Linked DNA regions of Homo sapiens: regions 1, 2, 3, 4, 6 and 7 are each linked to region 5. The links are chromatin contacts, found by Hi-C in ENCODE. All regions are on one chromosome and are shown on one strand. Each heading gives the region's core, a stretch centred on a gene start or an enhancer-like site at or near the end of the contact. The rest is flanking DNA. Distances are from core to core; before and after follow the strand shown. Region 1 holds the start of ZNF571 (zinc finger protein 571). Region 2 holds the start of ZNF383 (zinc finger protein 383). Region 3 holds the start of CTU1 (cytosolic thiouridylase subunit 1). Region 4 holds the start of ZNF875 (zinc finger protein 875). Region 5 holds the start of ZNF225 (zinc finger protein 225). Region 6 holds the start of ZNF568 (zinc finger protein 568). Region 7 holds the start of ZFP30 (ZFP30 zinc finger protein).

Region 1 (3,571 bases), core at 995-3,494, 6.5 Mb after region 5:
CTGAGTTCTGAATCCACAATTCTCCAACTACAAAGCCAGTTCTTTTTCAACTGTGCTCTTGTCACTGATACCCAGAATTTCTTATTACGCCTAATAAAACCCAAGCGTGAATAATGACTTGGGTTTAATGACTAAAAGCTATTAAATGTTGCTACTTATTAAGATAATATACGTTAAAGTGGCAAATAGCATTTTATATTTACAACACGGGAACATTGAATAGACTGATAATAACATGTTAAACTGGAGTAAAATAGATGCCCTCACGCCATGTTATACACTGGTGCCACCTTAAAGAGGGTAAATTAGAAATTTATATTAGCAGAATTTAATAATATGAGCCAGATGTTTCAGTAATCCCACTCCTATGACCCTGTCTAAGGAAAATAATTATATATGTTCACTAGGATATATGCAGACAGGTGCAGATAGACTAATTTTAAAATGGAAAAAGCTAGATACAAACATAAATTAGACTTCAATAAAGAACAGGTTAAATAAATTCTAGTGTATCCATATAATAGAAAATAAAGTAGCCATCAGAAATAATATAGATTGGGAGTCTGCAAACTTTTCCTGCAAAGAACCACATAATAAATATTTCAGGCTTTGTGGGCCAGCTGGAGGATCCCTTGAACCCAGGAGTTCGAGACTGCAGTGAGCTATAACTGCACCACTGCACTCCAGCCTGGGTGAGACAGTGAGAGCCTGTCTCTTTAAAACAAACAAATACAGTATCTGCAAAGTGCAATAAAATGATGCACAATAAAATGAGGTATGCCTACATTATCATTAATGTTGACGCGAATATCTTCAAACAAGAGGGAAGAAAGTGCATTTGTCTATAAAAGGGCAACACAACAGATCCTCGAGGTGATGGAAATGATCTATCTTGACTATCAATGTCAACATCCTGGTTGTCATATTATACTACAGTCCTGCAAGATGTTGTCATTGGAGAAGACTAAGTTGAAGATAACACACAATGTCTCTATTATTTCTTACAACCTCATATGAATCTACAATCATCTCAAATTTAAAAAAAAATTTAAGGAAGTTTTAAGAATTTCATTTTCAAATATTTGCTAGATGAATTAAGTTTTTACCCCCTTCAAATCTTGAAGGCAAATTAATGCTCCAGGTTGTACTGTTCAATAGGAAGACTATTAGCCATATATAGCTGTTTACATTTAGATTTATTAAAATTGAACACAATTTAAAAAATTCGTTCCTCAGTCAAACCAGCCACATTTCAATTTCTCAATAGCCATATGTAGCTAGTGGCTACTATATTGGAGAGCACAGATATAAAAAATGGAACTCAGTTTTGCAGAAATTCCTATTAAAAAGCATTGTTCCAAAGCGTTACACGACTGACACCCTCACTTTACAGGTGAGAAAACTGAAGCCAGGAGATATCACTATAATACAGCGCTGCACACAATCGTGCTCATTCTCACCATATTATGCTCACACACTTCTTTCCCCACATTCACTGCCACAGGCGAACTCTCAATGAATCATTCACTACATTTATATAATTTCATGGGAATCTATTTTAAATTCATGACCATGCAAAGAAAAATCAATTTCTTACAGGTTATAAGATACTCAGTCGCAGGCTGAATCTGATTAAACAGACATCAGTCACCCTCAAAGCTATAATCAAACCATTCCCAAGACCCTTCCGCACACAATACTAAATGCGCCACTAATAGCCTCAAGCATAATCTGACGCACATCACACAGGCATGGCCACTACCCACTCTGCACCCACAGAGGACACTCGGACACGCGCGCGCACAGACCCACACACACACGCACACACACACACATGGCCGCAAAGAATGCGTCACACTTCCGAACCCCGTTGAGCAGCAACCCGGTATCGTGGCCACTGCGTCACGGCCAGAGCTGTCAGAGAGAAATCCAGACCTTACCTGACAGCCTTTTGCAGCTCTTCTAGCCCGGGATGACATTCCCCTGAAGGCACCACGGCAAGACTCAACCTCTTTGTGTGAGATTCTCTGGAATTTCTGGGGCGTTACTTGAGTATAATGAAATAGGGTAGGCTCGGACCATAGTAGGGTAAGTCCCACAGTTCGAGCAAGGGAGCCTCAGGGATCGTTCTGTTCTGGAGCGCCGGACCCGATCTTAGCTGCTGGGCCTGCGCAGACACGATCCGGCCGGTTTCCAGTTGTAGACTACATTTCCCGAAGGCCCCCGCGTCGCTGCGCAACGTCGTACACTTACGCTGTTATGTCTTGACGCACGGAGCTTGTCTGCGCCGGCCAGGTGAGTGGGCGGCCTCACCGGGAACCGCTCGCAGCTTTTGGGTTGCTTCATCGAAAAAGTAGTTCTTGTATGGTGCTGGGAATACCGGTGTCCTGGCTGGGGCTCGGTGCTGACAGGAACGGGACGGTGCTCTGGCTAATTACTTATGGAAGTCGGCCTTGCGCTTGCGGAGGGGTGTCGGCACCGTCACTTTGGTTCTGGCAGTGGCGGGGGTGTGGTGCTGCTAGTTGTGTTCCTCCGCACCGAATTTATGAGTGTGCCCCTGGAGCCCCTGCCGCGGACAAAATCGGCACCATAACTTTGGGATAGGGAGGCTAGAAGGAGGCGGGTGTTACTAGTAGTGTTCCTCCGCCCTGGACGTGTGCGTGTGCGCTTGTGCGGCCGCGGGGTGGGCTCACCTGCCGCCTGTTAATGCTCCTAGCGCTTGGCCCCTCCCGGGCCGCAGTACTCCTCGTGTGACACGGACATCATTAAGCCAGCTGAGAATCGTGCGGTTACAGCTGCTGCAGTTTCTTTGCAGAGTAAGAGGCTCTTTTTGAAGTTTCCCTGATGGTGAGGCTTTACCCCTGGAAGTGTCTTAGGAAGAAGACCACTGTTAAAGATGTCCTATTCTAGCTTGACAGCCCTGTGGGGAAGACTAATCCCTTTCTAGAGGTTGGTGTTATCCTAAATTGTTTCGTCTGCTCCGAGAGCTCTGATGTTCTATGATGCTTATTTCTTTTCTCGGTTCTGCGTTTTCCAAGAGAGGCACCCAGAGGAAAAGAATATCGCACTTCTGAAAGTCTTGTGTGAAGTTCCTGTTTTCTTTCTAACCTCAAATTTCTTCCTTTCCGAAACGTTTTCTACCTCCAGCAACATCTTCCTAAGGAAGAACCAGCCATGCTAGTGACTGGTCCTTAGGCACCCCATAAATGATGCTGCGGGGATGGGATCATCAGTTTAGCTCTACTCCCCAGCCACACTACACCTCTCCTTTCCACCCAATGATACAGCAGTCCTTTCTGGTCTAAGATTTTTTTGTTTGTTTGTTTGCTTTTTGAGACGGATTCTCGCTGTGTCGCCCTGGCTGGAGTGCGGTGGTGCGGTCTCGGCTCACTGCAAGCTCCGCCTTCCGGGTTCACGCCATTCTCCTGCCTAAGCCTCCCGAGTAGCTGGGACTACAGGCGCCCGCCACCATGCCCGGCTAATTTTTTGTGTTTTTAGTAGAGACGAGGTTTCACCGTGTTAGCCAGGATGGTCTCGATCTCCTGACCTCGTGATCCACCCGCCTGGGCCT
Region 2 (3,110 bases), core at 1-2,500, 6.9 Mb after region 5:
GACCAACACGGAGAAACCCCGTCTCTACTGAAAATACAAAATTAGCAGGGCGTGGTGACACACGCCTGTAATCCCAGCTACTAGGAAGGCTGAGGCAGGAGAATTGCTTGAACCGGGGAGGCGGAGGTTGCGGTGAGCCGAGATTGCGCCATTGCACTCCAGCCTGGGCAACAACAGCGAAACTCCGCCTTAAAACAAAACAAAACAAAAACAGAGAAGTGTAGGCTGTCATGAGCATTCTTGGTATCAGAGGGGTGAGGTCTCTCCTCTCGAGAATCTGTCCTGACCTCACAGGGAGAGCTGGAGTCACAAAGACAGTCACAAGCACCCCCTACCCAATGCTGCAGTCACCCAGCCACCATGGGGACCCACATAGACCTCCACAGGCACGCCTCACCCAAACAATAACACTATATATGGTCACACAATCATTGTCCCACATCTACCTTGAGGATAAGTTACACTAGCATATTTACAGACCCCTCAAACATAGCACCATTCAGAACCAGAGTGCTACAGATAGTCACAATACCACACGCACTACTGAGCCACACAAAGTTACAGTTCCCCCCTCCCCAGGACCCCTATTGAGCACTACACACAATCACACATTCAAAATAACACAATGACCACTAGGACACACATATCACCCCGGCACGATTACACGCACTTTCCAACCGCAGACACAGTGCTACATAAAGTTACATGGTCACACTCTCACATTCTCACGTTACTGGGTTATTTCTGGGTAGTAGATTTACTCAGTAAGGCATCCAGTACACTTAAGTGCTGCTAACAGTCATACAAACACAATTACACACACCCCTCAGACTAACACACAGTCACAGCCTCATCAGATTCTCTCCACACAAACACCCTCCACAAATGTCACGCAAAGTTACACAGCCACACACAATCACAGTCCCAACACGGGACACAGTCATACCTACACATACAGCCTTACATTGTTACAATTACACAACTACAACGAGGATATACAATCACACCCGCGCACACAGAGAGGCACAGTCACATAAGGTCACACTCACACACGGAAGCCCACGCCTCGCGCCCGCCTCCCCACCACCCCCTCTATCAGCCCGACCAACTCATACATGCCCGACACACTCATACATGCCCAACACTCCAGACCAGCCTGGTCAGTCCCTTCAAACTCCCATGCACGTACCTGCGGGCCCCAGCCGAGCCTGCAAGACCCAGGCCGCTCACCGCGCACTTCCCCTACCCTTGAGGCGGAGGGTCCAGCAGGCAAATGAAGGGGCTGCCCTGGACTCGCGGGGGCCTCTGGGAAATACAGTCCGGAGTAGGACCGCGCCGAGAAGATGGCGCCTGTTTTTTCGGGTTCTTGCAGCTGCACAGCTCGGGGACATCCCTGCTCCGCACTCCGAACCGCTACCCCGCGTCTCCGTGATCCAGACACAGGCTCAGAGTGAAACTGCCGTAGGACGCTGGCCCTGCACGCTGAAGACAATCTTCCTCCATGGTACCGGCCAACCCCAGGGAGTTCCCTGAGAAACAGGAAAAGGTCGCCAGCTTCGGGCCAGATGTTGACTAGAGCCGCAAGGATTTTTGGGAACTGTAGTCTAGAGCAGGAAGGGGTGAGGCGCTGGGGCAAGTGGAAGGAGGTCGCTTAAATGACTTCCTGCCCCAAGCCGACTCAGTGCAGAACGCACCCAGGACCCCGGACTGTACTAGGCGTTATAACGCTCTCTGAGAATGCTAGACTGACTAAATCGTCATTTTTGCCTTCATCCGTGGATAAGCCACATACTGTATGACTGCATTTATAGGAAATATTTAAAATAGTCAAATCTACGGAAAAGGAGTAAGTTAGAGTTTTTTAGGACTAGCAGGATTAGGGGGAACTGTGAGTGATTGGTAATAGCTAAAGGGTTCATTTTTGGGGTAATGCAAAGCTTCTTGAATTAGATAATGATGTTTGCACAACTCTGAATACACTAAAAGTGACTGAATGGTACACCATAAACGAGCTAATGTTATAGTTTGTAAATTATATTTGTGTGCATGTTTTTTAAAAATCAACTTTACTGAAGAATAATTTAGATACAATAAAATGCACTCATTTTAAGTGAACTGTTCGGTAAGCTTCAACGCATGTCTAAACCCTTGTCACCACCATCGTAATCAGGATATAGAATATTTTTTAAAATTAAAAAATTTTTAAGCATTTTAGTTAAATTTTTGTGGGTACATAGTAGTTGTATATGGGGTACATGAGATGTTTTGATACAGGCATGCAATGCGTAAGAATCATATCATGTAAAATAGGGTGTCTATCCCCTCAAGCATTTATCCTTAGTGTTACTGGATATAGAATTTTTTTTTTTTTTTTTTTGAGTTGGAGTCTAGCTGTCACCCAGGCTGGACTGCAGTGGCGAGATCTCGGCTCACTGCAAGTTCCGCCTCCCGGGTTCAAGCGATTCTCCTGCCTCAGCCTTCCGAGTAGCTGGTATTACAGGTGCCCGCCACCATGCCTGGCTAATTTTTGTATTTTTAGTAGAGACAGGGTTCGAGCTCACAGGCTGGTCTCGAACTCCCGACCTCGAACTTCTGACTTCGTGATCCGCTCGCCTCGGCCTCCCAAAGTGCTGAGATTACAAGCGTGAGCCACCGCGCCCGGCGGATATAGAATATTTTTATTCACCGCCCTCTGCCCCCCACATTGTTAAGTCAATCCCCACCTCCCAAACCCCACATCAGGCATCTATTGACTATTCTAAGGAATGAGCAGTAGTATCAAATTATGTTTTTAATTTGCATTTCCTGATGTCAATGAACTTAGCATACTTTCATATACTTATTTGCCATTCTTTTATCTTCTTTTGTGACATCTATTGAAAATATTCGGCTGGGCGCAGTGGCTCACGCCTGTAATCCTAGCACTTTGGGAGGCTGAGGCGGGCAGATCACCTGAGGTTGGGAGTTCGAGACCACCCTGACCAACGTGGAGAAACACCGTCTCTACTAAAAATACGAAATTGGCCAGGCGTGGCGGTGCATGCCTGTAATCCCTGCAGGAGAATCACTTGAACCCGGGAGGCAGAGGTTGCTGTGAGCTGAGATCACAC
Region 3 (3,072 bases), core at 376-2,875, 7.0 Mb before region 5:
CACCCTGGCTGGCAGTGATTGAAATTGAGCTTTCAAGGCTCTTAACACTTCCATGTCAAGCTTTATCACTCCATATTGACTAAGTCCCTGTCTCCCCCACCAGGAGGACAGGGTGGTGGTGTAAGGGGTGGGGGATGCTCAGAGGACAGTAACCAAGTCTGATTCATTTGTGTCACCTAAACCTAGCCCAGGGGCAGCCTGGCACAAGGAGACCTCAGGAAATAAATTCAACAAATGAACCAACGCACACAGATGAACAGAACTGGCCCATGATAAGGCTTAAGAGTGACCTCACGGAGCTCATTTAATATGAAAGGAAGGCATCATGGTTTCCTGTTATGGGGGAAAAAAATGGGCTACAGGGTGCATGGGGTTCCTTCTCACGTCATCACCGGCCGTAGACCTACACATCCTGGGGCTCTCTGCACATCTCCACATCTCAGTCTAAGGCTCTGGTGGTCCCTTAATCTAGAGGATTTTTTTTTTTTTTTTGAGACAGAGTCTCACTCTGTGGCCAGGCTGGAGTGCAGTGGCGCGATCTCGGCTCACTGCAACCTCTGCCTTCTGGGTTCAAGCCATTCTCCTGCCTCAGCCTCCCGAGTAGCTGGGACTACAGGCGCGCACCACTACGCCCAGCTAATTTTTGTATTTTTAGTAGAGATGAGGTTTCACCATGTTGGCCAGGATGGTCTCCATCTTTTGACCTCGTGATCCACCCGCCTCGGCCTCCCAAAGTGCTGGGATTACAGGTGTAAGCCACCGCGCCGTCTAGAGGAATTTTGAGCCTCAGTTTTTTCGAGGACCTAGGTTTGGGGACCTGGATCTCAAGGGTCTCAGATATCTGAGTCCTTAAACTCCTTGTGCCCCGGTATTTGAGTCACCGGGGTCTTCAAGACCCTTGGGCCTTGTGGGGAGGGTGGAGGCCTCCAGATCCCTGTGTCTAGGGTGCAGACGGTTGTCTCCAGGTCTACTGGTTCTCTCAGGTGCTTTGGTGCCAGGGGTCTGCGTTTTTAACCCCCTTAGTCTCAAGGGTCTGAGTCTCTGAGCCTCTGGGCTCCTGGGTTAGGTGAGAAGGGTCTTTGGATCCTTCTGTTTAGAGTCTGGGTCTCCAGCACGCGCATCACGACAGCCCCCGCGTGCGCGCGGAGTTCCACTCCAATCCTCGAAGTCTGCTCTACGCATGCGCTATCTGCGCCTTTTACACTAGCGACCAACCCCTGCAGTTCCACCTTCAATTCCCACCCGCAACCCCGCCTCAAAGGGCAGAAATCATAGGCCCTGTAATCCCCTTAAAATCCTATAATAATCCCACAAAATCAGTTAATCAGAATACAACTACTTCGCCCATCCAGCAACCTGCCGGGTGACAGCGCGCTGCCATGACAACAGTACACGCAGCTCCGCCGCTCCCTGCGGCCGCGCGCAGGCGCAGAAAGTAAACGCGGGGGGAGGGGGAGCAGTGTATTTTGGGAGCGGCAGAAAGAGCAATGCAAGTGTTTCTGGGAGTTGTAGGCCAAGCGGGACCCCGGAGCCGTAGGCGCATCCAGCGGAAGTGTCGCATGGGCTTCTGGGAGTTCTAGGCAAGAAAGCCCCAAGACCTTATGGGAGTGGTAGTCTCGGAGTCACTTCCGGGCCAGGCTTCCGCGTGGTGGGCAGTGTGGGCATCCCAGCACTGAGTTCTGCCCGGGTGAGTATTTCCTCCTGCGGTGGGTCGGCATGTGGACTCCGGCTCTTTGTTGCGGTGCCGTGGGAGGGTTGAGGGTCTCTTCGAGCGTAAGGCCTCTGTGATTTCCCAGCGCCCGTGTCCCTGAGGCCTTGTAGCCAGGATTCCCACTTTGAACGCTGCGGTCCGGCCTGTCTCTTACCGGGCCACTCCCTTCCCCAAGACAGGATAAGACCATCTGCTTGCCCCCGCCCCTATGTTACTATCTGCCTGTCCCCGCCCCCATGCCACACATTATCTGTCCTTTTGACAAGGCTGCAATCCAGAGGCATCCCTGGGGTCCGCGGCCTCTCTTCTGGGAGCACTTATTATTCCCTCATCCTACAGATACTTACTGAGCACCGACTCTGCGCAGGGCGGCGGGAGCGAGGGCACCAGACCAACCCTGTCCCTGCCTTGAAGCAGAGAGACAGACCTGTCACCAGTGACAGCTAGTCAGGATCAGGGCAGCTCTGAGGGCCCTGGTGGAGGCGCTCGACTCAGTGACGAGGGTCCATAAAGTCTTTGAGGGAAGACGCTTAACATGCATGTCAAACCTGACGTGGCCAAATGGAATTCCTGGTCTTCTCACCTCACAAAATGGCCCCACCGTCCCTCCAATGCTCAGGCCAGAACCTCAAAGTTACCCTTCATCACTTTCTCTCGTCGTTGCCCCAGTCCCCACTCCAATCAGTCTTATACAAGTCCTGTGGGCTCCACCTTCAAAATAGATCCAAAATTTCACTTCTTCCCACCTCTACTGCCAGCACTCCTGTCTAGTGTGCTGACCTCCAGCCTTCTGTCCTTGTCCCTGACAACCAACAGTCCTCCCCACACAGCAGCCAAACGAATCCCACTTTTTTTATTTGAGACAAGGTCTCACTCTATCACCCACGCTGGAGTGCACTGGTGCGATCATGGCTCACTGCAGCCTTGACCTCCTGGGCTCAAGTGATCCTCCTGCCTTGGCTTCCTGAGTAGCTGGTACTACAGGCCTGTGCCACCAGGTGCAGCTAATTTATTTATTTATTTTTTTAGAGATGGGGTCTCGCTATGTTGACCAGTCTAGGAATCCTTTTAAAACATGCCAGATCATACCACTTTACTGTTCAAAAACCTCCCAAGGCTCCCATCTCCTCCTGAATAAACCTAAAATTCCACATCATGGCCTATGAGGCTCTGCTAACTTGTGCAGCCTTGTCCCCTGCGAGCGTCTCCCTTCCTCAGGACGTGGACCCCCCAGGACTGGGTGACTGTAGATTTAGGGGGTGAGGAGAGATGAGTCCAGGGTGACGTTACGTCCTGTCCTGCAGATGGGCTGGATGAAAGGTGGTGGCTGCTCTCAGAAGAGAGGGAACAGATGGGCAAGA
Region 4 (3,103 bases), core at 1-2,500, 6.8 Mb after region 5:
AAAATTCAGGTCAGACTATGTTTGGAGCCGAAAAGACCAAAGGGATTGTGACCAACTCAGCATTCCACTGGAGGTTATATGATTAAACGGTAAACTGTTTATCATGAATGCAGGATGTGAGCAAACGCACACTGCCACCAAAAGATGTGCTGAGAGCCATCACTGCCTGGCGCCTGGCTCCTTGAAGTGATCTACCAGGAAATCTAGCGCCTATTGTTGGAAGGATGCAGTCTTGCAATTGCGAACCAAACGGCCAACTGACAATTACCTGACAATCACCACCCCCTAACTTGTTATCTGTTTTACCAATAAATACGGGAGGGTTGTGTAAAGCTCAGGGCCCTTGTCCACTAGAGACAAAGTGCCCCCGACCCCTTCTTCCAAATATACTTTTTTGTTTCTTGTCTTTTATTCCTTTTGTTCAGTCCACCAGGTCCGTGCAGGTTACAAGTGGCGCCCTGAACAGCGACAGAATCGGACGCTCTACAAGACTATATCAAAATCCTCCTTGTTCTATGGACTAGGAATGACTAGGGCTAGGAATGACTTTGCCCAATACCAACAAGGCAGCCTCCAGGACAAGAAAAGGTAATGGGACCCATTCTGTTGACAGCCAAGATAGAATTACAGTTAATTCTCACCTCTTTTTTGGCTCTCAGGAGCCCTGTGGCCATTTTCCTGGTCTCCTGAGTGCTCTTCCTGGAGAAGGGCAAAGTCTCAGAAGACAGATCTGGGGATGTGAAGAGAAATAAGAGTGGCCTAGGTGGAAACACCCTCCCCACGAAGTGAAGCGCAGTCCGCTCCAGAGCCCCACAGTTGGGGTCTGGGATGTCACAGAAATCACCAGAGCAGCCAATTCCCATCCAGTGGGGGGCCAGGATGACCCAGCCACCCTCAAGCTCAGCCGCAAGCTCGGGACAGGGAGTGAAGCCCTTGTCCCCAAGCAACGGAGTGAGGGTTTATCTCTAACCCTGTGGGCTCGAATGAAAGGAAAATGGCCTGGAGGTGCCCAAAGGAGAGCGCCCTAGTTCTGAGATAGCTCTGCGGCTCCCAGCCGGCGTCCCCGTAACACAGGGACACGCAGAGGGGCATGCTGACTGCCTATAGGGCACTCACGGAACGCGGGTGCACGCTGCGGATCCTGAAGCCGAAAGTCAGGTAACAAGGTGCAGAGGTGTGGGAAAGACCTTAAGAGGGAGGCCTTCCCGGGTCCCAACCAGCTTAACGCGCCTGGGCCACCGACCGGAAGTGTTTCTGACGTCAACGCTACACACTGAAGGGTAGGGAGGGGAGCGGAAGTGACCGCAGAGGCCTCTGGGGATTGTAGTTTCGGAGCTACAGAGGCGGAGAAGTCGGCTTTGCCCACCACACAGGGTGACTGACATCTGCACAGCGCACACAACCAAGTTTACGAACCCACTCTTAAGATGCCCAAGTGACGTTGACAAGTTTCTCTGTAAACCAATGAGATCTGCTGACCGCGAAGGCATCGCGGGACTGCCGAAGGATTCTGCAAAATGTGGTCCCGGTGCTCTGCGGGTGGCCAGTGTGCGCTGACCTTCAAGGTGCGGGTGAGCTGAGCTCACTACGCAAGTCTCCGCCCTGATGCGCCCTTCCCTGAGCAGGTGCCAGGTCGGGACAGACGCGGCTCAGGGAGAGACGATGCTCTGCGGGAACCACCAGTTTGGAGGCGACACCGGCCCTTTGTCCCCTAGAGTAGGAGGGTGTACCAGGACAGGGAACCCCAAGGCTATTTTCGCGGAGAGCAGGATTGGTTTGGGGCAAACTCCCGGAATGCAGATGGGGGAGACTGGTCGCGTGTCCCTAGGATTTTAGGGGATGCAGACTGAACTTGGGGTGAACAGCAAAAGATCCCCTGGTGGTGGTGGGGATCCGAAGCTTGATCAGGAAATTCCCGAGGTTTTTATTGGAGGCTGGGGTACAGGTGCGGCTTGGAGGAAACTTCCGGAGGGTGGGGTGGAGGTGGGGCGGTGTTGGAAAGGAGGCATAAGTCTGACCGTTTTGTTCAACAGGGGTGTTTTCTTTTTGCATTGATTTTATTTTTAAAGATATTACATTAAAATATTGTTTATCTTGATTACTGAGTTTTTTTGGTGACCCTTTAAATTCTGTATCCACAGTCCCCAGCATTTACAGAAGTGAGGGCCTGGCTTCTAGGGCATCAAGCAGCCAGAAAGTCCCTTAGGACAATTGTTGAATTGTCAGTGAGTCATCTTTTCCTTTCCTGACTTCCTTAATATCCACAATTTCCTCGTAACCATCCCTCCAAAGCCACACCCACAAGGCACCTCCAAGACCTATCATGAAGCAGATATTCAAAGATTATTTGTAAATCTTCACACCCTACCCCCTCCAGAATGTCTTCCAACATCCCTTTGCCTGGAGAAGTAAAAAACAAGGTTTGCATGTTGGGTATCAGCCTCTCCCATTGAGAGGGTGTTTAGGAAGGAGGATCAGCCGAGAGCCCTATTCCAGCCCAGGTAAATGACCCGGCCAAAGATTTAATATCTATAAATGTAGAATGCTTGTCACAGAACTCAGTGGGAACCACAGTCAGGCATGGGGCTGGGATTTAAGAAGCACAAATGAAAAGCAGGGACTAGAAAACTTAAGAAAGATATGGTAGGGGTGGGGGTGGGGGTACAGTGAGGATGTGGGATCCTGAGATAATCCAAATCACTATGTTTAGATGTAGGTGTACAAAGGGAGTAAAGAGAGACCCAGGCTGATGGGGTATTTGTAATAAATCAAACATAATGTAACAGCAGGTCAAGTAATAAGGGGACTCTCAAGTGATAAGGATCAAGTGATAAACAGTGAAAGGGGCAGAATGAAACTCTACAGAAATTAACAAACATCAACAAGACATCTAGGAAAGCATTTACAGCTGCATTCATTTAAATGAAAGGTGATAGTTACTCAGTGCTGTGTGCCAAGTACAATGATACACTCTCACCTGAGTTACCCTTGTAAATCTGAACCACTTGTCATTATCTGTGCTTTAAGGAGTCCTATTTTCCACACTCTTAACTGGCTTGAGATGTGAAAATCCATCTAAATTATAAACGCAGTGGGGAAGAAA
Region 5 (3,531 bases), core at 901-3,400:
ATTAAAAGGAATGAAGTACTGATTCATGCTACAACACGCATGAACTTTGGAAACATTATGCTAAGTGAAAGAAGCCAGTCACATAGGAAGGCCCACATATTGCATGATCCTATATCTATGAAATTCCAGAGTAGGCAAGTGTATATAACGAGAAAGTAGATAGGTGGTCTCTGCATATTTGAGGTGACAAAGAGGATTAACTATAAGTGAGCACAAGGAGGCTTAATGGGGGATGAAAATTATTTAAACTGAATTATGGTGATGTTTATTCCACTCCACAAAGTTCCTAAAAATCATTAAAGTGTACACACGAAATGGGTAGTTTCTATGATATGTAGAATACACCTCAATAAAGTTGGACAAAGCATTGGTAATTGTTCATCCACATGTCATTTAACTTAATAAGACTGGATTCTGGATCTACACTGATAGAATATTTATAGTTGAATGAATGAATAAGCAAATGAAGGAGAAGGGAGAGTTCACCTTTACAGTAGAATGTGCACTAATAAATGTATTTCTCCTTACAAAATTTTATTTAACTAAAAAATTAGGGAGTGTATATTGAGAGCAACTTGAATCTGTGTTCCTGGGGTAAAAAAAAAAATTCAAAATAATTTTACAATGCGGAAATCTGACAAACATGACTTTAGCCAAGTGAACAAAGTTGAGATCACCAATGAAGTGACAAACTGACATATGGCCCCTGTTATGTTGCAATAAGAAATTTACCACTTCAGGCTGGGCACGGTGGCTCATGCCTGTAATCCCACACTTTGGGAGGCCAAGGCGGTTGAATCACCTGAGGTCAGGAGTCTGAGACCAGCCTGGCCAACATGGTGAAATCCCTTCTCTACTAAAAATACAAAAATTAGCCGGATGTGGTGGCAGGCACCTGTAATCCCAGCTACTTGGGAGGCTGAGGCAGGAGAATAGCTTGAACCCAGGAGGTGGATGTTGCAATGAGCTGAGATCGTGCCATGCACTACAGCCTGGGCGACAAGAGCGAAACTCCGTCTCAAGAAAAAAAAAGAGAGAGAGAGATTTACCACTTCTGTGGTATTCCAGCAAAAAATGCATATTTTGAAGTTAAACGTGAAATACATCAGAAAAACTCCAAATGAACATCTTTGACCAAAATAACTTCATCTATACTCTTCAAAAATAACAAGGATAAAATACCAAGAAAAAACGATGAAAGCTATGCTATCTTTCAAGATTAAAGACTAGAAAAACATGACAACTGAAAGCAACACCCATGCCCGAAGACACATCCTATACACTCTCGGTTGGGGTGAGCATCTCTGTCAAAGAAAAAAGCCAAGGATCACTCACGTAGAGCTTTGCCCTCAGAAGCCAAGAAGTCCCTCCCTGCAGCTCTTTTGGAAAGGTCGGGCTGGGTAAGGAGAAGGCTGTGAAACACTCTGACCGTGGTCGCCGTGCCCCATAAAAGTTAAATGCTCCTCTCCCCTCCTGGAAGTGGATGCAACCCTCGCCTTCCTAAAAGAGAGGTCAGAAGGCGTCCGGGATCACCCAGCGTCTTGCAGGAATCAGGGAGAAGGGCCGGTGCCCCTGCAGCTGGAGTTTCACCCCACCCGGGGACCTGACAGGCTTCGTGGGAAATTAACAAGAGACCACCAGTCACCAAGTGACAGGGGCTGCTTTAAGGCTCTCATTTGTGTTACCGCTTTCAGTTCCCAAAACGATTCTATTAGGATGGTCCTAAACTCCCCATCTTAAAGAACTGTAACGGGAGACCCAAGGAGATTAAGTAACATCCCAGCGTTTTATCGCGAGGAAGTGGCCACGCGCGTGGGGTGCAGGGAGGCCGAGTGGGCGAGCTCAGAGCCCCGGAGACCCTAAAACCAGGCGAGACGCGACCCGACCAAGTCCCAAACACCCCGGGGACGCGAGGAGAGCCCCAAGCCCAAGAAGGCTCCACTGACGAGAACGAAAACAGCGGCCCCGCTCCGCCAAACCTCTGCTCTCCGACGAGGTTTCTTTTCCCCTAATTCGATCACCAGTTCGTTAAGGATCCAATGCGTAGGTCCAGGAAATTCAGAAGGGTCTCGCGGAACTGACCCAAACTACCAGGGACAAAACTGCAGCAACCTCACAGTAACGGAGCGGAAGTGGCCCGCTACTCCACTGAGTGTCTGGACTCCACTTCCCAGAATTCCTGAGACAAACTGACCGCGACGACCCCGAGCGTCTGGACTACACTTCCCAGAATTCCCTGGGATCCACCTGCCGGAGTCAAATTGACCGAGACTCCACTGAGCGTCTGGACTACATTTCCCAGAAATCCCCTGATTCGCCTGCCGGAGCCAAGCTGACCGCTACTCCACTGAGCGTCTGGACTACCATTCCCAGAATTGCTTGTATCCTCCTTCTGGAGCCAGTGTGTACGACTCCACAGAGCATTTGGATTACACTCCTCCGAATGCTGAAGGAAAAACGCTCAAAATCTCATTCTTCAGGGGGAAGCGTTGCCACTCCGAGGTGCCCACTGGGAACGAATCCCAAAGCCACGAGCGCCTGCCTAGTGGGGAATGTGAACTGTTATCCTGAGAGTCGTCCTTCTCTCTCCCTGGTCCAGGACAGAAAATACTGAATAGACAGGAATTTCTGAAGTCTAAACGCCTCCAATGATAACAGGAGTGTTATTGGAAAGGGAACAAGCGAGAAGACACAGTCTTCGAGGAGTTAAGTTTTGCTAATCTAATGGTAAGAAATGGTTTCTAAATGTAGTTTTAATTTGTATTTGTTCTTTTGTAAATAAAGTGGAACATCCGTGCATATTTTCCGTTGCCACTATTATAGTCTTTGTGAATTGGTCAAATAGTTTGCCCACATTTCTATTGAGTGTTTAGTTTTTTCCCCTCCGTTAAGTATTATTTACATACTCATATTAACATTGTATCAAATATTGCTCAACCAAAAAGCTTTTTTCCTTTGACTTGTTTTTCGCTATGCAAAACGTTTTTAACGTGGTCGTTTTATTATTTAAAAAATATTTTTGAGGTGTAATTCACAAAACAAAATTATTTTAAGGCACATAATTCAATGGCAATGGCATCTAGTACGAATACAGTGTTGTTAATATATACGAGTTAAGAAGCCATCACTTAGGCAGATAGGGTATGGGAGCCCTCGGTAAGGCTTTTCTTTTTAATGAAAAGCAGCCCCAAATTATTTCCCTTCCTAAGGAAGAGCAGCCTGTAAAATCCAGCTGCCGCAGACATAGATACCAGCAGTTGTGCCAATCATGTTAAAGATGGCGGCTCCATCTTCCCTTCTCTTTGTCAGCCACGTGCACAGTAAGAAGCTGGCAAGATGGGCCAATCAACTGGGAAGCCTATTTGCATAAGAAGATTAGGGTGGGGCGACCAGCCTTCCCCACGCACTATGTAAACGTCATAACTGATCGAACCAATCTATGACCCCTATGTAAATCAGACACTGCCTCCTCAAACTGGTCTGTAAAACTCAGCACATTCACTGCCAGCCGACCCTTTTCCGCTCGGAGAC
Region 6 (3,289 bases), core at 146-2,645, 7.2 Mb after region 5:
CAAAAATGTTTAAGGCGTAATAGAAAATAAAACATTTTTTATGAGCAATCATGATAAATGCCACTGAACTATACTCACCTATTAAAATAACAGTCAAACAAGATAAACGGATGTAAGCCCAGCAATATGCTCTTTACAAGACACAGATCTGAAACATAAAGACACAAGGGGGTTAGAAAATGAAATTCTTAAGAAATACAATAAAACTTGAAAAGCAATATTATCAGACAAAAGAGAACCCGGACTAAAAGGCATTCACCAGGATAAAGAGGTATGTTTCTTAAGGTGGTAGACTGGAATTTTAGTCCAATTCCTCACACCCTCTAATAGATTATTATTCATACTCTTTGCGAGGTAACTTTGCTCTCCAACTGTGGGCATAATTGATTTTAGGCTTAGCCATGTGACTTGCTCTGGTTGAGGCAATCTCTCTTGCGCTCTGGTGACCCATCAGGAGCAGAGCATGCCCTGGCAACAAATGTCCTTTTGGCCTGAGACCCTGAAAGAACACATGCGGCGCAGATCTTAACTCGTCACGCAGCCTATCCACTCAGCCAAGCCCCACCTAGATCAGCTGAACACAGTCAATGCGCAAGCCTGTGAACAGGAGAGTAAGGACTTGCTGTTGTATGGCATTGAGTTCAGGGGTGGTTTTTAGACATAATTATTATCATGGCAATAGCTAACTAACATACATAAAAGCAGCAAGTCATAAGATAATAATGAACCTGAAAAGTTCGCCAAGGAATAGTGGAAAATTACAAAGGGCCAAGGGCTACTAGGGTAAAAAAGACAGCAAAGAAGACTACAGAGGAGTGGCCAACAAGGAGGGAGGATCAGTAGAAAACAAATAAGTGTTTTTCAAGCCGTTACCAACTGTGCCAAATGCTACAGAAAAGCCAGCTCAAGACAAGAACTACTAGACATATTACAATCACGCACACTTCGCCACGTTCACACTCGCTACAGCCTTAATCATAATCACACACATATCACACATTTCATCATAATCCCGCGCAACCAAATATCACAATCACCCCATCAGATTATTCGTGCCGTCACACTCACACACACAACCACACACCCACACTAACTCCCATCACAGTTTTTTGTCCCATCAACTGCAACCACTCACCATTAGCGTACCCTGAGCACTCCCCACTGCCGCTACTCGGGACACTCTGGGCCTTAGAGGATCCGTGTCCCGTCAACCGCGAGTCCCTTGCTCGCCCCCTGCTGCGGGGACTCGGCAGCGTCACCTGCCGGAAACACCCGAATGTTCATCCCGCGCGCAGTTTCTGAGATGCTGGGTGAAGGCGACCCGCAGATAGGTCTGTGACAGACGCCTAAAGCGCCGAACCATCCCTCCGCGCCAGCGACGTTTCCGAGGACAACACCTCCCAGCAGGCCCCGCGGCCCCACTCAACTTCCGGCCAGAACACATCTGCTTTCCTGTGTGAGGGTGAGGCTTGGGCCGGGTTCCCCGGGAGGCTCATCTCCATTGCGCAGCGCTACGGCGACCCGCAACTCCGAGGCTCGGCTGGATGTTGAGAGTTGAGGGAGCAGCCGTTTCGGGTGGGCCCAGGCGAGGAGCTGACAGGAATCGGCGTGGGTCCCGCTCTGGACTACATTTCCCAGAGGGCCTGGTGGCCTGCCACTTTTCTCGCAGGAATTCGAACGTTTCGTCACTCCTGGCGGGACCCTTAGATCTGGGAGGTGAGATATTTTGGTCCCCAGGAGAACTGGCTCAGGTCTGCAAGTTCCCATCCGGGATGACTGGAAAGGGCTTAGGTGAGGATACCGAAGACCGATGGGGAGCTGGCGCCTTGGGCCCCTGCGGGCGGAGCGGCCTGAAAGGTGGAGGTTGTGTTTGGGAGGCCGAGGCAGGAGGATCACGAGGTCAAGAGATCGAGACCATCCTGGCCAACATGGTGAAACCCCATCTCTACTAAAAATACAAAAATTAGCTAGGCATGGTGGCGCGCGCCTGTAATCCCAGCTACTCGCAGGCTGAGGCAGGAGAATCACTTGAACCCGGGAGGCGGAGGTTGCAGTGAGCCGAGATCGCACCACTGCACTCCAGCCTGGCGACAGGGCAAGACTCTGTCCCCACCCCACCCCACCCCCCCAAAAAAAGAGGGGAGGTTGTGAAATTGTCTGGGAGATAATAACACTGCGGCTTATGTGCGGATATGGGATACCTGTCACTGTGGGGGTTGTGGCTGTGTGTTCCCGTGGTGATGTGTGATTGTGACTCTGCGACAGTGTGGGGTGCCTACGATTGTGCAGCTGTAATTGTGTGTTTCCTATGGTGTGTATGTGATTGTAACTGTGTTGCCGTGTGTGGCTCCTTGTGGGCAGGTGAGACGTGCATGTCGCCTTAAGTGTGACTGTCCCTAAATGTATGTGGCATTCTGTGTATGAGTATGGGGTCCTGTCAACTATGCGATTGTGACTCCAGAACTCTGTCTCTAGGAAACCTCTCTGAGGTCTGGTCAGATTCCAACCCTGGACAGCAGTGAACACAACCTTTCCCCTGAGCCACTGGAATTGGACAGAATGCCCCATTCTCCTCTGATCTCCATTCCTCATGTGTGGTGGGTAATGGGGCTGGGGAAGAACTCTTACTTGACTAATCTGGGTACCAAGAAAAACCTGGTGTCTCACAGTTACTCTTCCCTCTCCCAATTTTACCTTTCTCCAGGTGTCACCCAGAAGAGGAGGAAAGAATGCATGATGAACTTCTACAAGCAGTATCCAAGGTGTGTTGGGGTTTCCTCTTTTTCTTCTGAAAATTCTTGCTTAAAGGAATGTCATTTAATTATAGGTCCCTATAATTTTCCCATCACAGAAAAGGATGGTTGCTCCACTTATGCTTGCTGAATTTTCTTCTCAAATATTTATTCTGATTTAAAAATAAAAGGATGATTAATTTAGAGATCTCAAAAACACAGCATTACCAAGAAAAAATAAAATTTAGCCACTCAGATAACTAGGGTTAATATTTTAATGTATTTTCATTATTTGTCAAAAACCAAATTTTATTTCATTTACCATTTGATGTTCTACATTTTTGCAAAAAGAAGTGTCAGAAATATTCTCCCATGTCATCAAATGGTCTTGGGAAATACATTTTTGATGTTTGCAAAAACTATGATATACAAATCAGACATGCCAGACTTTTAAATCCTCATTTGAATATATATCTGTACTTATACCCGCCCACCCCCACAGGTTTGAATTTGGGTTTCCGTGATTAATAATAAAATTGAACATATTCCATATGTTT
Region 7 (3,342 bases), core at 717-3,216, 6.5 Mb after region 5:
AAATGGCCAGGCGTGGTGGTGCACGTCTTTAATCCCAGCTACTCGGGAGGCTGAGGCAGAAGAATCGCTTGAACTGGGGAGGCAGAGGTTGTAGTGAGCTAAGATTGCACCACTGCACTCCAGCCTGGACAACAGAGTGAGACTCCGTCTCAAAAAAAAAAAAAATTTCAAACATGAAAGAACTAAAAAACATCTTTAATACATGCATCTTAAGGAACTTATTGGAAAAGAACTTTAGCAAAAATTAGCTGAATTCTAGGAAACAAGAATCAAACTTAGGAAAACAATGACGGTAAATTTTAGGACAACTGTACAGTCCAATTGCAGCCACAGAATGGAAGAGAGATTCTACTCCGATGTTTGAACCACTGAAAAAATAATCGATGAACATTTAACATATCTGTTGGAACATTTCTAAAAAATAGCAACAAGTACAAAGAAAACCAATAAATCCTTGATAAACAAACTCATGTAAGAAATGTACTTGGTTTTAAAGAGAAAATAATTGACGTAATTAGTACATATACTCCACATATTCACTTAACCAAAACTTGAGATATCTGGAAGAGATCAAGGAGAAAGAAGAAAGTTTTAAATATTTTAAATGAAGTATTACAATGAACATTTTTATTACTAAAGGTATTTTTAGCTACGAAAATGAGGCTGATCTTTCAACTAAAGATCAAAGAAACTTACTATCCAAGAATGCTTGGAGACATTGAATTTATCCAAGAGTTCATCCAGGAACAAAGGGGAAAAAACAAATCTCATTTGTTAGAATATTCCAAGACCAGGTATGGAAGAAAATAAAATGCCTCTCCCTCCCGTTTCATGGTGTCCTATTCAATTTTCTGACACAGTCCTACAATTCCATCATTTGGAAGTAATAGCAACCTTATTCCTTTCCAATTTTTTTTCCTGCAATTATTTTACTTGCCTAACACCACAGTCCTGAGGGCACACAAGGGCCAGATGCAGATAATCAAAATCCCAACACTCAGTTTCATAGGGACCCACAAACCGTCTCCATGGAAAACCAGAACCAGAAGCGCTGCCCTATCAGAAGGATTCTGGAAATAACGCTGGATGAGGCAGAGCCACAGTCACAGATCCGATGTCAGGTACGTCACAAACGCAGACACAAACCGCAAAGACCCCAGAGACCCGCTACAGCCAGCGTCAGAGTCAGGCACCACCGCGCAGCCTTCTCTGCGGCACCATCCTAATCCCCCGCTAGAGAACGGCACACGCGCACGCAGCAGCCCCGTGCACGGAAACACTACTCCGCCAGCGGCCAGGCACTCGGTCCAGGTACGCGGGGGCGCGGCGGCCGTCACTCAGCAAACACCACAGGCAGCACGCGCCGCGCCTTGGTCCAGGCTCGCGATACTGGGGTTTCCTCCATCCAACTCACGCCAGGGTCACGGCTACAGGCCTAGATTTGAACACTCCATCCCCATCGGGATCCTGTAGCCAACCTCCACCCTCCTCCAAACCTCCCGACCCCTCGGCAGGTGCGGCCCCACACTTCTCCCTTGCTCCCTGAAGGGCCCCAGCGTTCGCCCCCCGCGCGCTTGCGCACTCGAGGCAGAAGCCGATTTCCAAAGGTTCCGGTGAGGCGTCGCTGGGGGCGGGGCGGGGCTCGCAGCCTCCGCCTGTCTCCGAGCCGAGAACCAAATGAAAAATAAAAAGGCGGAATATTGTTTTTTTAAATTTTGGACCGCAGTGTCCACAGGGGAGCAGGCCTGGATTATCTTTAATGGCACTGGTCAGTCACGGGGCGGCCATTACAGGTAGAGGCCTGAGGCGAGGGACACTGCGGCCCCTCTGGCTCCGTCTCCCCGGCCCGACTATCCCCGCCGAGACCCGGCCCCACGCGCCCCTCCCGGCCCGGAGCAGCTGCGGGACTTGCCTCCGCCCCCCCGCGCGCTAGCGCATTCGCGACGGAGACAGGCGCTCTCCCGTATTCTGGCGCCGCTGACTCCCAGGGCTGGGCTATCCTCTGAGTCGGGTGAGGCTGGGGCTGGGAGCCGGGCGCCACTGTGGCCGCTGCTTTTCTGAGGGAAAAGAGCGCGGAGTGGGCCAGGTTTTGCAGGCCGGGCCAAGGTGGAGAAAAGGTTCCTGTGGAGCCTCAGGCCGGTGTGCTTTTTTTCCCGGGACTGAGCTTCTGCAGCCCTGAGGCCTGGAGGCCCGGGCGGTAGTAACTGTGCCGGACCAGGTTCGTGGGTGCGGCCTGTGGTGCAGTTGGAGACCGAGGCCCCGCGCATCCTCGTCCGCGCTTCAGCCACTTAGGCTCGGCCGTAGCGAAAAGGCCCAAGAGGGAAGTCAGAGGTGAACGCCCCAGGATGAAGGTCCCCTGCAAAACGCTGGGACCTAGATTTGGGGTGGGTGTCTGGGGTCTAGGAGGACACGCTGGACAGTTCCGAAAAGACACAGTGGGTGGTCCCGGGCGTGGGCAACCGGGTGCGGAACTACAGCGTACCCGGAGCTGCGAACCCAGACGCGGGTGACTGCTGACCCTCTGCCCTGTCGTTTCCATTTGTGCATGCAGGTGGCGGTTAGTTGGGGCCAGGGAAGCGTGGAGGGTGGGTTCCAATCGAGTCAAGAAAAGCCTGGGGTGTCCTGAACTCTGCCTGCTTCCCCAGCCCTGCCAGTTTCCAGAGAAGGCGCTTGAGAAGGAGAAACGAATCGCTGCTGCTCTTCTAAAAGCCGGTTCCCTGTGAGTTCGTGCTGCTGCTTTGTTTCTGTGAAATGCATTCGAGTTCCTTCCGTTTAAAATCCTGCTTAGGAATGATCTATTTATTCATTGATTTGGGCCTTAGGATTTCCCTACCTAGTTAACGGCAGGGGACCTAATTAATAGATTTCCCGTTGTTAGTGCCCACTTCATGCTGTTCTATAGTTAGACACATGGTTAGTTAACTGTAGGCTGCAAATTCAATTACTCTGTGAGCGCTGTTTTTCTAAGGATCTTGATGATATGGAAATACCCGTGCTGGAGATTAATGTTCATACTTTGTTTTTATTTGTTTTTTAGGGTTTAGATATGTTTAATGGTTCTGGGGTAGGAGTGGAGATTTCTTTTTTTCCAGGAAATTCATGAGTGGAAGTTTTTGGTACCAGCCAGATGTGGTTTGAGGTCTGGCAGCATGAGTTTATTTTGGGTATATCTTGGATCGACTGAGGGAGGTGTAGTGTAGTGGTTAAGAATTTCGAGCCTAGATTAAGTGGAATTGAATCCTGACTGCCACTTAAATCTGAACGAGTTTAAGCAATCTGTGCTTCAATTTCCTCAGAATTGTAATAGTGTATACTTTACGGTGTTGTTTTGAAGATTACATG

The links. Hi-C counts contacts between places; a loop is a spot of excess contacts on that map. Pooled maps may share reads with other maps.
Region 1: a pooled map shows a loop between it and region 5 (11-fold over the local background). The contact joins the promoter of ZNF571 here to the promoter of ZNF225 in region 5. A Hi-C loop is called at or near these places in 5 of 50 pooled maps.
Region 2: a loop to region 5 is called in a pooled map, with 17 times the contacts of the local background. The contact joins the promoter of ZNF383 here to the promoter of ZNF225 in region 5. A Hi-C loop is called at or near these places in 8 of 50 pooled maps.
Region 3: a loop to region 5 is called in a pooled map, with 30 times the contacts of the local background. The contact joins the promoter of CTU1 here to the promoter of ZNF225 in region 5. A Hi-C loop is called at or near these places in 6 of 50 pooled maps.
Region 4: a pooled map shows a loop between it and region 5 (11-fold over the local background). The contact joins the promoter of ZNF875 here to the promoter of ZNF225 in region 5. A Hi-C loop is called at or near these places in 2 of 50 pooled maps.
Region 6: a pooled map shows a loop between it and region 5 (8-fold over the local background). The contact joins the promoter of ZNF568 here to the promoter of ZNF225 in region 5. A Hi-C loop is called at or near these places in 7 of 50 pooled maps.
Region 7: a pooled map shows a loop between it and region 5 (6-fold over the local background). The contact joins the promoter of ZFP30 here to the promoter of ZNF225 in region 5. A Hi-C loop is called at or near these places in 4 of 50 pooled maps.

The regions. Positions count from the first base shown.
Region 1 is chr19:37,593,465-37,597,035 of GRCh38, reverse strand. ZNF571 (zinc finger protein 571) reads left to right here and starts at 2,244. Exons shown (of 4, transcript NM_016536.5): 1 at 2,244-2,295. ZNF540 (zinc finger protein 540) reads right to left here and starts at 2,160. Exons shown (of 5, transcript NM_001172225.3): 1 at 1,941-2,160. RefSeq lists enhancers at 1,683-1,732, 1,963-2,082, 2,123-2,322, 1,919-2,601, 2,553-2,602 and 2 more.
Region 2 is chr19:37,216,354-37,219,463 of GRCh38, reverse strand. It overlaps ZNF383 (zinc finger protein 383), which reads right to left and starts at 1,250. Exons shown (of 6, transcript NM_001387601.1): 1 at 1,190-1,250. RefSeq lists an enhancer at 1,135-1,624.
Region 3 is chr19:51,106,962-51,110,033 of GRCh38, reverse strand. CTU1 (cytosolic thiouridylase subunit 1) reads left to right here and starts at 1,625. Exons shown (of 3, transcript NM_145232.4): 1 at 1,625-1,687. RefSeq lists an enhancer at 1,330-1,659.
Region 4 is chr19:37,332,796-37,335,898 of GRCh38, reverse strand. ZNF875 (zinc finger protein 875) reads right to left here and starts at 1,250. Exons shown (of 5, transcript NM_001353803.2): 1 at 1,117-1,250; 2 at 642-730. The coding sequence starts at 674. RefSeq lists enhancers at 1,086-1,185, 359-1,300, 1,396-1,505, 1,301-2,243.
Region 5 is chr19:44,112,018-44,115,548 of GRCh38, reverse strand. It overlaps ZNF225 (zinc finger protein 225), which reads right to left and starts at 2,150. Exons shown (of 5, transcript NM_013362.4): 1 at 1,980-2,150. ZNF225-AS1 (ZNF225 and ZNF224 antisense RNA 1) reads left to right here and starts at 2,366. Exons shown (of 2, transcript NR_033341.1): 1 at 2,366-2,727. RefSeq lists an enhancer at 1,697-2,396 and a silencer at 2,089-2,439.
Region 6 is chr19:36,914,438-36,917,726 of GRCh38, reverse strand. ZNF568 (zinc finger protein 568) reads right to left here and starts at 1,395. Exons shown (of 7, transcript NM_198539.4): 1 at 1,136-1,395; 2 at 79-148. ZNF829 (zinc finger protein 829) reads left to right here and starts at 1,436. Exons shown (of 6, transcript NM_001037232.4): 1 at 1,436-1,716; 2 at 2,476-2,597; 3 at 2,705-2,762. The coding sequence starts at 2,560. RefSeq lists enhancers at 1,311-1,690, 1,751-1,800.
Region 7 is chr19:37,654,089-37,657,430 of GRCh38, reverse strand. ZFP30 (ZFP30 zinc finger protein) reads left to right here and starts at 1,966. Exons shown (of 6, transcript NM_001320669.3): 1 at 1,966-2,011; 2 at 2,552-2,719. RefSeq lists enhancers at 1,361-1,410, 810-1,797 and a silencer at 1,821-2,010.